Linked DNA regions of Mus musculus: region 2 is linked to region 1. Evidence: chromatin loops called from intact Hi-C (ENCODE). Cell type or tissue: left cerebral cortex. All regions are shown on one strand. Links, peaks and the distances in the headings refer to the core of each region. The heading gives the core; the rest is flanking DNA.

What was found. Peaks named below come from ENCODE experiments on the same cell type or tissue, not always from the same donor. Only the 100,000 strongest peaks of a DNase experiment are listed, where the experiment ranks them.
Region 2: a loop joins it to region 1, with 2.7 times the contacts of the local background. A loop is called at or near these places in 2 of 42 quality-filtered maps.

What each region holds. Positions count from the first base shown.
Region 1 is chr14:112,225,608-112,233,517 of GRCm38, reverse strand. No RefSeq gene overlaps it. Among named protein-coding and RNA genes, the nearest start is that of Gm41243, 490 kb to the left of the region's middle. In left cerebral cortex, for the core only: no CTCF peak of the experiment used is centred there; a DNase peak (open chromatin) is centred at 2,877.
Region 2 is chr14:112,461,133-112,469,042 of GRCm38, reverse strand. No RefSeq gene overlaps it. Among named protein-coding and RNA genes, the nearest start is that of Gm41243, 260 kb to the left of the region's middle. In left cerebral cortex, for the core only: no CTCF peak of the experiment used is centred there; DNase peaks (open chromatin) are centred at 2,521, 2,836 and 3,766.

The sequences.
Region 1 (7,910 bases), core at 907-5,906:
TTACATTGATCAATGTTTCTCTGGATTTGCCAGTGTCATTCTGTCTTGATAATTATGACCTTGTAGTATAACTTAAAATTCGATAAAATGATCTCTTTCACGGTGCTCAGCATTGTGCATTCAGTATCACTTCCATTATTCTTGACCTTCTGGGCCTCAATGTAAACAATCATATTTCTTTTTTTTTTCTTTATCTCTGAATAATTGTATTAAAATTTTGATTGTGCTGCATTGAATATTTTATTTTTATTTTACAGTAACTAGATTATTTTCATATATTATACTGTAATTTCTGTGTCTTTGCTTCTGGGTTCCATTGCAATGAAGAGACACCATGACCATGGCAGCTATTAGAAAATAAAACACTAAATTGGGGCTGGTTTATGGTGTCAGAGTTTTAGATTTAGTCTATTATCATCATGGTGGGAAGCATTGCAGCATGCAGGCAGACCTAGTGCTAGAGGAGCCCAGAGTTCTACGTCTTTATTGGCAGGCAACAGAAGAATGTGTACACACTGTGTGTCTCTTGAGACCTCAAAGCCCACTCTCACAGTGATATACTTTCTCCAGCACAACCACACCTACTTCAACAAGACCATGCCTCCTAGTAGTGCCACTTCCTATGGTCCAAGCATTCAGACACATGAGTCTAGGGTAGTATACCTATTCAAACTAGCACACACTGTTTCCCCTCATCCTGCATCCTCCCATTTTCTCAGCACGTCCACTTCCATCAACTTCCATCCCTTCTCTGTCTCTTGTCAGTGATAAAATAAAAAAAAATTATAACAAGATAAAACAAAACCAATCAGAATAAGAAAAACAAACAAACAGAAGAAAATGGACCAGAAAAAATGCACAAGAAACACAGTAATAGATACAGAGACATAAACGTTTCTGTGTTTGCATTTACAGGAATACCATGAAAACGCAAAAATGGAAGCCAAAAAATATATACAAAGGAACTGCTGTTGTGTTAAAAAAGAAATAAAAAATGCCCTTACAGAACATTAAGAGATAAAGAACCTCCCAAGATACCACTGAGTTTGTTTTCTGTTCACTGTATACTTTTAGACATAGCACCTACCTTAAGAGTCATTTGTTTCCCCAATGCCACGCCCTGATATAAAATTAATATTTTCATTTGCAAATCAGGTATCAATTGGTTACTCGCCCAAGTTTGTACTACAATTGCACTAATAAATTTTGCAGGTTGGACACCCAGACCTTTTCTTCTTTGACCTGCTAGTCACCATTTTTGTCTTTCCCTTTTAAAACTGATTGCCATTAGAAACTGCCTAGCTTGATGTCCCATGTGTTGTCATTCAGCATTGCTTTCTTTGTATCTGACTTGTGCCTAATATTGAGTTTGTAGCATTGATCTATGCCAATGCTAGTAAATGTAGAATGCTACATTTAGTTAGGTGACAATATCCCTAGTACGACTATATTGTGAACACTCCATTATGCTAAAAGCTATATGGATTTTAACACTTTGCTTGAAAATAGCTTCTGTCCTTTGTGTCTTGTAAGGATTTCTCCATACGCTGTGATATTCAAATATGCATCTCATCATGATGAGATTTTCTTCTTGTAAGTGTATAAAAATTACAAGTAACATTGTTGAGAACTTCTCCTACATCCCTACATCTCCCAAGTATGCATGGGGTTTGGAGTAACAGATTTTCCATATGTTCAGTTTTCACAAGCAGTGCCCTAGTCATCTGAGAGTTTCAGCCACTCCCCAGGCTATTAAGACGTTAATATTGACAGATGGTTTTCCAACAAATTTTGCTTTAATTTCGTGCATAGAAATGTTTTAAAGGGAATTTCCTACTAACCAATTCTGAAAATTTTCCTGTGTATCAGAAAATTATTATTTCTATGTATAAACTCAATTGTTACTTTATAGAATTTAATATTCAAAATTCATATACACTTTGTATATAGAATAAATACTTCTGTGTGCTTTTTCCTTGCGTGGATAAGGTGGTCAAAAGATGAATTATAGCATTAATTTACTACACATATAGTCTCGCTCTTTATGCTTTGTAATAATTCAACTTTCTTAATTTCATTTCTCGGTAGACTTTTTCTTTTTTCCTTTTGAGAATGAGACTGAACTTTGAAAGAAAAGCAGAGCAAAAACATTTTACTGTGGTAGCACTACACCTGTTGCTCTGCAAACATGTTTTTTTAGTACAGTTTGCCCAGTAAGTTTTTATCAATAAACTACCTAAAGGGATTGCATTTTTCCAAGTTTTAGCTAACACCATTCCCAGCTTCATACTCCTTCAACAGCTGCTAGCTAATTATTTCATGCAGAGCAGAATATTCGCATGTGATGAGACCTGCAGTCTCCATAGGGCCACTGTTCGACAACATAGAATACATTATTTCAATCAAAGAAAGCCTTAGAACCTTTGTTAACAGAATTTGTGAAACTTTTGCCACTCGTCTTGTGCCTATGTGGTGTCTCCCCACTTCCCTAGTTTTATAATATCCCACTACTCTTTAGTGTTTTGGCGATTCTCTCAATGGCATAAAGGACTCTTAATCTGACGTTTATTGAGTGCAATTATTATTTTTTTAAATAGATTAAGGTTCCATTTCAGCACAAGGAGGATGGGAGCGAATGGTGCGTGTATGGAAAATAGGAATACTTACATACTTCTGATTTAAATGGAAATTTATCTAGTCACTATGGAAATCAGAATGGAGATTCCTTACTAAAGCAAAAATAGAGATACCATATGCCCCTGCTATGCTGCTTCTGGGCATGTGCCTTAAAAACTCATATTAGCATACCCTAGAGATACCTGCATATCCATATGAATTGTAGAAATATTCACAGCACTCATGTCGGATGATGTCGACTAACAGATGGATGAATAAAAAGGTGTAACATTACACTTGGATACAGCATACAAAGTGCAACTATGCTGGAAGCCTCCAACCTGCTGGCTACCATTCATGAAGGCAGAAGGTTTTATGTACACTGACTGGTAAAACAAAAACCTCAGAAATCAGTGCCTTGCTTAGCCTTCATCAGAAAAGTTTTCTCTTGTAGTTGGGAATTAATACTGAAATGCACAACTGGACTATGCACAGGGATTGTGAGATTTTTTTTTTTTGGAACACTCAGTCCTACATGATGTCTTCATCAAATCCCTCTCCTCATGGTTCATGGAATTCCAGTGCTGGGAAAGGGGATTAGGAAAGATTATAAGACATGAGGAAATTCTTCTGTCAGACTGTATGTTTTAGAAATAACTGCCTTAACAAGATCTGAACGATGATAATGCCAACACATATGCTAATGCAGAAGGGAAAATTTCATGATATCTCATGCCTAGCCAAAGAAATACAGGCATCTAATGAATGTTGAAAGAATTAGCTGCCCTCATGGCTGAGCTGTCTAAGTGGTCAATGTTGAAAGTATATACATACAAAAAATGACTCAGGTTTTATTTAACTATTCATACAACACATTGAACATGTATGTACACACAGGAAGTAGTCATTACTTTGTTGAAAAGAAATGGGTGGTCATGTGAAGGATTGGAGGGAGGGGACAGAGGAATGGTAGGAGGAAAAAATGAAGAGGTGAACGATGCAATTGTATTTTAATTATCTAGGACTATTAAGGGTGGTAAGGTGATTAAGGATCAAAAGGAAGGTTACTGCTTTGCATTAAAAAGATAGGAAAGGTACCATCAAGGCAAATGTCTAACCCGTTTCAACACTACTTTGATAGCAAAAAGCTGAAAGGGATTTCTGCTTCTAGAAAGAACTCACCAGTGATTGCTTATGGAAGTCGTGGATATGAGGGCTATCTGAAGAAGGCAGTTAAGTTTGGCAATGTCCGTGCGGATTGGAACATGAGAAAAACAAGACTGGAAGTCATTTTTCTTCTCCCACATGTAGCAGTCAGAGATTTTTTGTGAGGTGGCTTCAGGACAACATTGAATGAAACTGGGTCAGTAAAACTGAATCATTTTGAAATCCATCGATTACACATATTAACATTTATTTTTTTGTTTTTGTTTTTGTTTTTGTTTTTTGAGACAGGGTTTCTCTGTCCTGGAACTCACTTTGTAGATCAGTCTGGCCTCGAACTCAGAAATCCACCTGCCTCTGCCTCCCAAGTGCTGGGATTAAAGGCGCGCGCCACCACGCCCGGCTAGCATTTAATTTTTGAATCACCAATCGCATGCATGCCAGTGCTGCATTACAGAAAGCAACAAAAAGACTTTCAACTTTGGTTATTTTACCAAGAGTGGACCCAGGTTTGCATTCTCTACTTCTTTCATCTTTTGTGTCCTGTCCTCTGGCTCTTACGTGAGTCTGAATCTGTGTCCACCTAGAGGCTGTTCTGTGAACCTGTCATTGTGCCTGTATGTATGTCTATATAAGGGTCTGAACTGTGTTTACTGAGTAGCACAAAAATCAGTACATGAAAAAGGAATTAGGGATGCTCTATAGAAATCTTTAATGGAATTTTACATAGAGTTAAGTCACTGACTACAACCGACACAGATAGCAAATACCAAATACACACACACACACACACACACACACACACACATATATATATTTACATACTCAATTATAGCAGTGCTTTTTACTATCAGTGAATGACACATATGCATCTCTCTGAATAAGAGGCACGACAGGTTACATAACTTAAGGCTATACAGTAGCTCTGGCAGTAAAAGTTGATTAAATCAAACATGCAAGGTAACTAAGTTAGGTTGATATGTTGGTTTCTTAAAGGTAGAGTACACAAACAGGCTGTGGACACAATAGGATAGAAGTCTTAAGTTTAAAGTGACCTCATGATGTATTACCAAATCTTGAGGTGAGGTTATAAAAAAGGTAAGAAATATATTCATAATTTCACACCCCTATAGTTAAGACCCCACAATATTGGTTATGACAGAGCTGTGACACGTGTGACAAGGATAGATGCAGACAAGGAGCAGAAATAAGGCAAGAAAACGTATGCTGTTAGCAGAAAAGTTACCACATCGGTGTATGGTAAACTCTTCGGAATTGAAGTCCTACATAGTGAACATTAAGTCAGCGTTTTCCTTGTTCGAAATCCATCTTATTTCAGTCCAATGCTTCTCATCACTGCTCTCCTCGTTTAGAGTGGATTACATGTGTCCTGTCATTGCATTGCTGAGTTTTACTGTTTTTATTCTTTTATTTTGTTTTTGACAGTGATTGTTCTTAAGAGATTGCCTTATGAGCCTGATAAAGCTGTCTGCTGAAAGCCTCTGCCAGTGCCTGACAAATACAGAAGTGGATGCTCACAGCCATCCATTGGACAAATCAAAGGGTCCCCAATGAAAGAGCTAAAGAAAGAACCCAATGAGCTGAAGGGGTTTGCAGCCCCATAGGAGGAACAACAATATTAACTAACCAGTAACCCCAAAGCTCTCTGGGACTAAACCACCAATCAAAGAAAACACATGGTGGGACTCATGGCTCTAGCTGCATATGTAGCAGAGAATGGCCTAGTTGGTCATCAATGGGAGGAGAGGCCCTCAGTCCGGTGAAAGTTCTATGCCCCAGTGTAGGGGAATACCAGGGCCAGGAAGTGGGAGTGGGTGGGTTGGGGAGCAAGGGGAGAGGGGGAGGGAATAGAGGATTTTCAGAGGGGATAACATTTAAAATGTAAATAAAGAACACCAAAAAAAAAAAAAGAAAGAAAGAAAGAAAGAAAGAAAGAAAGAGAATAAAAGAATTATAATAAGTAAAGAAAAAAAAGAGATTTCCTTTATCTCAGAAATGTATTGAGCATTTATATACTACTAAAGTCTATGCAGACTTGAAGTTGAATTTTATGCATTCTGCCTCAAAGATAGCCCTGCATAAATGGGCTCCAGGAGTACAATATGGTTGTTTTTTTTTTTTTTTAGAAATGTCTTCTAAAGGATGCAAAATTTTAGTTCCCTTTGGCTATGGAAACTAGGAGACTCATCTCTGCTGGAGGAAGCATTTCACTAAGGGCTAGATTTGTGTTTCCTTCCTTCATGTATTCTGTGTGCAAATAAAATATGACCAGTTAGATTCTTGCTCATGACAATATGCTATGCTTTTCCTGTCATGATAGACTCTATAACTTTGAATCCATAAGCTTAAATAAATCATGTGTCCCTTAATTTGATTTGGTCATGTTTGTTTATCAAATCAATTGAAAAGTAATTAATATGATATTGGAGTTCTTAGCTCTATGTAGGGCATCCGGAACACCCACTTGGAACCCAGTAAACATTACACAAAATGGAGAGTAAATGTTATAAGAGAGGATAGAAATTCTACAAAAATACTGTCTTCTGGATATAAGGATATGATGTTATCAGTGCCATCTCTAACACAGAAGATATTGATATCTTAACAATACCTGTACACAGACACACAGAGGGAGAAAGACAGAGAGAGAAAGAGAGAGAGAGAGAGAGAGAGAGAGAGAGAGAGAGAATTTAATTAAGAGATGGGTTAGTCCAGAAGGAAAGGAAGGAAGGTGTATATCAGTGAGGAAAGTCATTATGTTTATATAATTTTGAATTATGTATTTTAGGATATTGTTAAATTTTTTAAAATATCAGGTAATTAAAAGAGAAAAATGAGGGACAATATAATATAGAGTTCCATCTGGTTCTAACTTAGTCATCTAGAATTTATTGTTCTAAGTAAAATTACACAGTAGCATAAATAGGCACTGTAAATGTTTCTCTTAAGAATGTCTGTATACAGATATACACAGTCTAAATAGATATTTGCTTTCTATGTCTCATGTAACACAACCTATATTAGCTATCACTGACTAAGTGTAAGAAATCTACACATTCATATATAAGTTATAGGATACTAAAAGCCTAAAATTTCCTCAAGAAAACATTGTCTTTTATTATGGAAAAACAAGTTGTTTTCAGTTGTCTAAGGGAAAGTTTTGTTATGTTAGTCAGTATTATGATATTGTTGCTGTTATTTGGAAATAATGCACAGCAAAGAGATGTGATTGGATATCTAATTCTCAAGGGATGGTGTTATGTTGAATAATTTTGTTGTCAACTGGACTTGATAGGAAATCAATTTCAAGTTAAGTTCTCGGCCATAGGTTGGGGTGGGGATTGAATGGTTCTTAGGGCAAGAATAACCATGCTCCATGTGGGCTGTAGGTTCTGCTAGCAGCCAGTACAAGGAGAAAAGGAAAGCAATACCTCCTTGCCTTCACTCTTTCCAGAATGTTCCCTACTCTATTGATTATATTGCTGCACTAACACTCCTCAGTAGCATCAGGATAATGATGCTTAGGGTTTCTAATGTGGATTGAAGATAAGAATATATACATGTAGGCTTTAGCCTTTTACAATAGATTTGGACTGCTGAGGGACCTATCCTCGTGGAGTGAGCTGCTACTAGTTTCTCATTTTCTCTTGAAAAAGACAGCCTTTATTGGATAACCCAGACAATATTCTGTAAGTGGATCTAATAAATCACCTTTCAATATTCATTTATTTAAGATATATTCTATGAATTTTCCATATTAAGAACCCTGACATATAACTTTAGAATGAAAACTAAATAAATCAATTAACTCCTCATTGACTGAACAGCATTCTTCTACTTACATTGTCAGAGACATCAGCAACAATGACTGCCAGCAGTACAACTAGGCTGAGGAAATCAGGAAGAGTTCCTTAAGAGAATTCTGCTGACAGTTTTAGGCCCTGGCATATAGTCTCATTTTAGAGAAATGTCATTACTTCTGTAGAAATTAAGACTTGAGAACCAGCTGGACAGTGGTGGCACATGCTTTTAATCCCAGCACTTGGGAGGCAGAGACAGGAGGATTTCTGATTTCCAGGCCAGCCTGGTCTACAGAGTGAGCTCCAGGA
Region 2 (7,910 bases), core at 1,293-6,292, 240 kb before region 1:
ACAGAAGAGAAGGTGCTTAAATGGCTTCAACCATGATCTTTAGATTTAGTTTTTCAAATACAAATTAAAATCATTCCTTACATTTTAAAGAGCTTTCTATAGTTATTCTGCCTACATCAATAGAGCCTTTGGTCTGGGAAATATCAGTGTGAAGTTTCGTGTTTGGTATACATCAAAGAAATCAAATCTAACTTCATCATTTCCAAGAGCCACCTTACCCTTCAAACCAGATCCCTTTGCTGCACATTTATTGTTACTTCATTTACAAAATAAATCTCTCAAACAAACTTGAGCAGTATGCCTCAAAGCTTGAAGGACTTTTTTTTCAGTTAAGAACACAATTATGAATAAGAGCTTGAAGCAAAATATGTGTGATGTTTGAAGTTACAAGTTGAATGATGTGTTGACACCATGAAAGATATCGAACATAGATGGTGGGATTTAATATATCAAAAGCAGTTCCCAAATGTATCAGAAAATCTTCAAGATTATTGCCATAGCTTGGCTCTCTAGTGTCCATCAAAAAAATTCTTATTTTGAAATCAGTTATTAGAATGCACTATATGTAAGTGAGAAGTTACAGGGGGATGGGGATCGACCTGACGGTTTTAAGGAGAGACTAGTGGCATCCTGTCCTTTATATCTCAACTTATTCTCTTAATATTTTTAATTATCATTTATGTTTATAATTGTCATTGATAGAAATACAATTTTGATAGAAAAATTTTAAATACCTTTACTACCTTAGCTATGCTTTTCAAGTAGAATGCTTTTTGGGGTTTTATCGATACAAGTTTTATGCAAGCATAGATCAAATGCATCCCTGATTTCTTAATTAATAACAGTATTTATTATTTTGATTGGATTTCCTATTCTCTGTTGTAGCTATGAAAAATGAGTCAGAAGAACTATCAAGTATATTACACATTATTTTATTCATAACTATTGTCAAACTCATATTTTATTCCTAAAATTTCTTCTTGTCTTTTTGTGTTAACCACCTAATATTGTTTTATAATTTATTTTTAAAATTTCATGTATCTGCAGTATTTACCCCATTTCCCCTTTTCTTTCTACAGCCCCTTCTCATGTTGCTTCCACAAACACATTCAGATTCAAGGTCTCTTTATGAATTCAGTGAGATGGTTTGTTGTTTGTACTTACATGTTTTAAAAATTAATAATGTGGTATCAGATAACCAGTTAGGTACTCATCAATGTGAAAACTAATTTTTGTTCTATTAGAAGTCATGTATTGTCTGTATTTCTTCAACCAGGGGTGGAACCCTGTGAGATTTCTCCATCCATGTTTTATTTCACCAGGTAGTGTCATTGTTTGGGTAGAGCTTAGGTAATCATATTATTGAGATTTCCAAAGTGTAGCTTTCTTGTCATATATACAAGTCAATCTTCAAGCAAAACTTCTATTACTCTAGCCTATGCAATCATTCCCCTACTCTTTTACCATGTGTCCTGAGCCTTATGTGCACAACTTTTGTTTTGTACTTAAAATTGGGGCTGATCAGTCCATTGTCTGTTGTGCTATGCATTTCTTAAATTTCTTTCTTTTTTTTCTTTTCTTTTCTTTTCTTTTCTTTTCTTTTCTTTTCTTTTCTGTCCTTTCCTTTCCTTCCCTTCCCTTTCTTTCTTTCTTTCTTTCTTTCTTTCTTTCTTTCTTTCTTTCTTTCTTTCTTCCTTCCTTCCTTCCTTCCTTCCTTCCTTTCTTTCTTTCTTTCTTTCTTTCTTTCCTTCTTTCTTTCTTCACTCCAGATTTTATTCCACCCCCAGTCCACCTTCTGACTGTTTCACATCCTATACATCCTTCCACCCCACTTTTTCCTGTTGAAGGGCTTTAATGACAATTATTCAGCTGTTGTTTACAAAAAATAAAAGTGACTTCTCTAGGGATATTTTGAAATGCTGGTCATTGTTATAATTATTCATAAGCATCACAACTGTGTAGGACTATTGATTGTTTCCATTGGGAGCATTAATAACGCTGTTCTGTGCTATAACATGTAGTATTCAGAGCAGAAGCTTTGGGTCAAATGTCCAGGAAACCTCTTAGAGCTATGACCAAAGTGCCCAGTGACTTCAGTAGTTAGGACTTAAGTTTCATATGTTTTACATTTGTCTCTTGAGAAGCTTTTCCCTAATTTTCTAGATTTTTTTTTGACCCAGAGGTTAATACTGAAAGGAAATCATTGTCAGTTTTATTTCCAGGTCTGTCCAATTGGTCTCAATTTCCATGAAAATTTACCATAGTCATGATTTGCAATGCTAAGAAGTATGCACATTGTCTTATGTCAGGTTGTGTGTCACAATACTAATGTAATTCTGAAATCCTCAATAAAACTGACTGCCTTCCTTGGTTTAAAGTAATGTTTATTTATGATACCTAACCCAACTGAAGTGCAACATTTAAAATATGTACATACATATGTACTTGTCATATGAAAAATTTGCATTAAGAATAAACTGGCATTTTCAAATTTGGGAAAAGATTTTTGACAATTGTGGGAGGTTTTGGCAAGATGGAGCAGTTGACAGCTGGAGAAAGACTGTAATTAGAAGGCTGCAAGAATATCTAGGTATAAAGAGGGAACTTAGCTCTAGAAGAAAGGACTTTCTGGAATGCATGTTACTTAATTTTGTTAAATTGCTCATTAGTTATGACCTGAGGATGTTTTAACAAAGTAATAATTAATTCAGAATTTGGCTTGAGGTATTTTTCCTATCAACTAACAATGCTGCCCATTGGATCAGAGAAATGTGATTTCAAATAATCACTTTTATCCAAATCCAGTTCTGTCTATGGAGTCCACTCAAATCCCAAGTCATCCTTAGTCACCATCTGCCAGTAAGAAGGATGACAAACCAATCATGATTACAGCGAAAGTGCATGTGAGAAGTAGGTGGTTTTCTTGGAAACGAATGGATGAATAGTTGGAAAAACACCAGGATATCTTGCAATGATTAATGATAACGTAATTCTTGTGATTTTTGGTCTTGGGCTCCCAACTTACTGGTTACATTCCACAGAACATAGAATCAATAGTCTACTCTCCCGAACAGGTGCACAACCAGAGAGAATGATCTCTCTGGAGAAAAGCCAAGCTCCCAAAAGAAAGAAAATTGAGATAGAAGGAGAACTTGTCGAGATTTATTGATGACCAAAAGCAAAATTTGTACAAGCAAGTGCTGATTCCATAAGAATTACAAAATCAACAGTCTGTGATGCTGGCAGGGAACAAAAGGCTCACTACTATGTTGCATGCTAACTTCTCTTCCTATATCAAGCAAGACTTTTAGTCAGCAAAATATTTTAAAAAATACAAATTACAGCAAAACAATGTGAAAATATATATTCTGAATCCATGAGCAATGTCAAATGCAGGGAACTTATAACAAAATACATTTACTAAAATATAAACACATATCCAGGGAAGTGAACCCAATGTGAAATTTCAGATCTAGTGATGACACTAGATTATCATAAATAAACTGAAGATAATGATGCTCAAGGAGCTGACAGCGTATGTCAACAGAATCAGGCAGTATACAATGTGAAGCAATGAAATGTCTGCAAAAACTATGACAATATATCAGTGCTACCCAAACAAAAACAAGAAAGAACAATTTATTCAAAGACAGCTATAGCAAAAGATACAGCTACTATCATTTGTCTCTTGGCAGAGCCTCAAAGGAAAACAGAAAAGTTGTGAAGCCTTATGGCATCAACACAGAGGCTACAAATATGCCTTGCTTGGGAAGTTCTGGCATAGGAAAGCTGTGGGTGTGCCATCAAAGGGAAATGAATCTTTTGTGATGACTTAGATACATAGTTCTTTTTCCTGTTAGGACAAAATACCCTACAAAAGCAATAGAAACAAAATGGGTTTTACTTTAACTCACAGTTCCAGGATACAGTGTAGCAGCTTAACACAGCCCTGAAAATAACATTCAGAGTCAGAAAGCAAAGGGTACTAGGAGTTGTTGTTCTGTTGGCTTTCTCATTTCCTTCCAGTGGACTGCATATCCAATGCATGGAATGTTCACAACTACATTTAAGTTGTTTCTTCTCACTTCACAAACTATGTAGAAATGCCCAGACACAAACATGCAGAGAAGATTCTGTTCATGGTATTTCTGTATCTTCTCAGATTGACAGGAACCACCAGCACTAATGTATATGGATTTTTTTCAAGGTGTTAAGCAGTTCAAAAATTAGTGAAGTTTGAAGTTACAGTCCAATTCTTGTCCCATGAGGCTGTCTGCTAACTAAACATTTTGGTTCAACTTCTGAGTAAGCTGAGTGAGATGATAGCTTGACTCCATGGAATATTTACTATTAAGACTAAATTTGTGAATATTATTGAAAAATTTGTCCTGGAATTTAATTTTGATCTATGTTCTAACAGTTGTCAAACTGACCATTCCCTTCTCAATTTAAATCTCACCACAAAATATTTAATGTGTAATGATTGTTCTGATTGCCAATCCTTCATACAGGCACTAGTATTTCTATTATTCTATACTAGTCGTGCTCAACCTGAGACTCATGGCACCATAGGATGGAATGAGCCTTTCACAGTGTTGCTAACACCATCATAAAACACATATATTTACAGTATAATTTATAACAGTAGTAATACTATAGTTATAGAGTAGTTACAAAAATAATTTTATGGTTGAGGACAACATAACATGAAGAAATATATTAAAGGTTGACAACACAACACCACACACAAGGAATCAGAAGACTAGAAAATGTAAACTGTCCAGTCAATGTTACTCCGCTAAAAAACAATGAGAGTATGATTTAAGTATGCCAAGTATAGACAATGCTGACCAAAAGATCTTTTTAATGTGTCATTGGGAGTACTTATAAAGGTTGGAAGTAGCCTGTATGCATAGATGGGAATTGACCACAGGAAATTTAACAAATACAATTGAAGAATTTAAATTTGGAATTTCAATTGCTTTAAGTGATTTGCATATAAACTCAAATCGTCATGTGGAAGTTTATGTTTATGAATGAAACTCAGTTCTCCAAAGCTCAGTCTGAGTATGGGTTTTAAGTAAATAAAAATATTTAGAAACTAACATTACTTGGATATTTAAAAATATGTGGAGAAATTTGGGATGATTTAGAATGCTTTATTATATTATACTTATTTACATATTATATATCCACTATGCATAAAATATCAAGATTCCTATACATAAAAAAGTATGTTATAGTCAACTAATTTCATACTTGTAAATGTCATATTGTAAAATGTTATGTACAATAAATAAAATAGGAGATATTTTATATCAGATGTAGAACATCTAACAAGAAAAGATGCAAAGACACTATTAATAAGCAAGAAAGCAAGAAAGAAGGAAGGAAAGAAAGAAAGATTGATTTTGCTGTTTCATGATGGAGCCTGCCTTTCATCCCATCACTGCAGAAGGTAGAGGCAAAAAGTCTCTGTGTGTTTAAGAACAGCCTAATCTTCTCAGTGAGTGCATACCATGTGTGTTCTTTTGTGATTGGGTTACCTCACTCAGGATGATAACCTCCAGATCCATCCATTTGCAGAGGCTCAGAATATGCCAGATATAATTCCCAAAACACATGAAACTCAAGAATAAGGAAGACCAAAGTGTGAATACTTCGATCCTTCTTAGACGGAGAAACAAAATACCCATGGAAGGAGTTACAGAGACCAAGTGTGGAGCAGAGACTGAAGGAATGACCATCCAGAGACTGCCCCACCTGGGTATCTATCCCATAAACAACCACCAAACCCAGACACTATTGTGGATGCCAACAAGAGCTTGCTGACAGGAACCAGATATAGCTGTCTCCTGAGAGGCTCTCCCAGTGCCTGACAAATACAGAAGTGGATACTCACAGTCATTCATTAGACAGAACACAGGGTCCCCAATGAAGGAGCTACAGAAAGTACCCAGGAAGCTGAAGGGGTCAGCAGCCCTATAGGTGGAACAACAATATGAACTAACCAGTACCCCCAGAGCTCCCTATGACTAAACCACCAACCAAAGAAAACACATGGTGGGACTCATGTCTCTAGCTGCATATGGAGCAGAGAATGGCCTATTTGGTCATCAATGGGAGGAGAGGCCCTTGGTCCTCTGAAGGATCTATGCTCTAGTACAGGGGAATGCCTGGGCCAGGAAGCAGGAGTGGGTGGGTTGGTGAGCAGGAGGAGGGGGGGGGAATAAGGTGTTTTCTGAGAGGAAACCAGGAAAGGGGATAACATTTAAAATGTAAATAAAGGAAATATCTAATGTAAAAACCAAACCAAACCAACCAACCAACCAACAAACAAATGAACAGTCTAATCTAAAGAACAAGTTTCAGGCCATCCAGAGCTACACAGTAAGATCATCTTTCAACATAAACAATTAGATGAAATTAACCAAAAACAAAAACAACAACAGCAACAAAAAACTAAAGAATGATTACCAATGAGAGATTAAGCAAATACTTAAATCCCAATGATATTTCTAGAGCATAGTTCTGTAGTCTTTCAAGGGAACAAATGTCCCTGCCTGCATGATGGTTAGTGTTAATTTTCCACTGAAGTATGTAGAATTGGAATTTGAGGCATGGCCATGAGAGATTACGAAGATTGCATTAACTGAGGTGGAATAACTACCCTACTGGGATCGCAGTATTCCCATTGTAATGGTGGGTGGGATTACAGAGTGAGACAGAGAAACTAAACTAGTTAGGCATGCCTTTATTCATTGTTCTCTGCAGCTTTCCTGAAGATGTTATGTGGCTAATGCTTCAGACTCCTGCCTTTGAGCTCCTCCTACAGTGAACTGTGAGGCAAAATATTGCGTAACACTTAAATGGCATTTGTGGCAATGTTTTATTAAGGAAGTAGACAGAGAGCAAGGCAATACATGAGGATATCTTCTGTGATGTCTGCTCCAGGCTTCGTCATGAGAAAGCTATGTATATTTAGTCATTTTTAAAAAATGAGTTTATGTAGTCCACTCATTACGTATAACATTTCAGTGAAACGAACACTAATATTCTTTAAAGTGCCTACCGTGTGCTTTTTGTGACACACCACATTTCAGGTTCTGAGTCGTCAACATTCATTTTCCCAACAAAGGTTTTCAGCACACAAAACATATCAGAATACATAAAACAAGAGTGTAAATAATGGAATGTTCTGAACTTATTATATCTGAATATTATCTCTACAAAGTTAATACTGTATTCAAGTACTCAAACCTAAGTTGTTTTTAATAAAATATATAATATCTTATAAATAGAATATACAATATCTTATAATAGAAAGAGGTTAGGCTTATCTTCCTTTCAGTGTATTTTGCTTAAATATTTTCTAAATATAGCCAGGTGTGCATTACTTAAAGGATAATACTGCTTGTTCATACCAAAAAGAAGAATAATCATATTATTTATTTATTTCACAAGAGGTAATGATAACATGAGAATAATAAAAATAGCATCATAAAGTACAATAACACAATTTTATAATACCTTTCAAGTTTCTTTTATGTGAGATATTGTTTTAAAAGACTATTTTTATTTTGCCTCGTTATTGACTGCCATCTCTGAGAGCATTTAGGTTTTGACATGTGTTTTTTGATAATATATAATCAGTCCATATCTGCATCTGTGACATTTAAAATTAAAGTTTAGAAAATATAATTAAATGTAAATCAAGATATGATGAATTACTTTTTTAGTAATTCCATTTCAGCATTTTAAAGAGTACCTTAACTGTCAATTCATTAATATTAAATATTAAATGCAAATGTGTGCAAATAAAAAATGGTTGCTTATAGTTTGATTTCCTTTATAGGTGTATAATTAGATTTTAATAAAATGCATTTTATAATTATTAAGCAATCAAATTA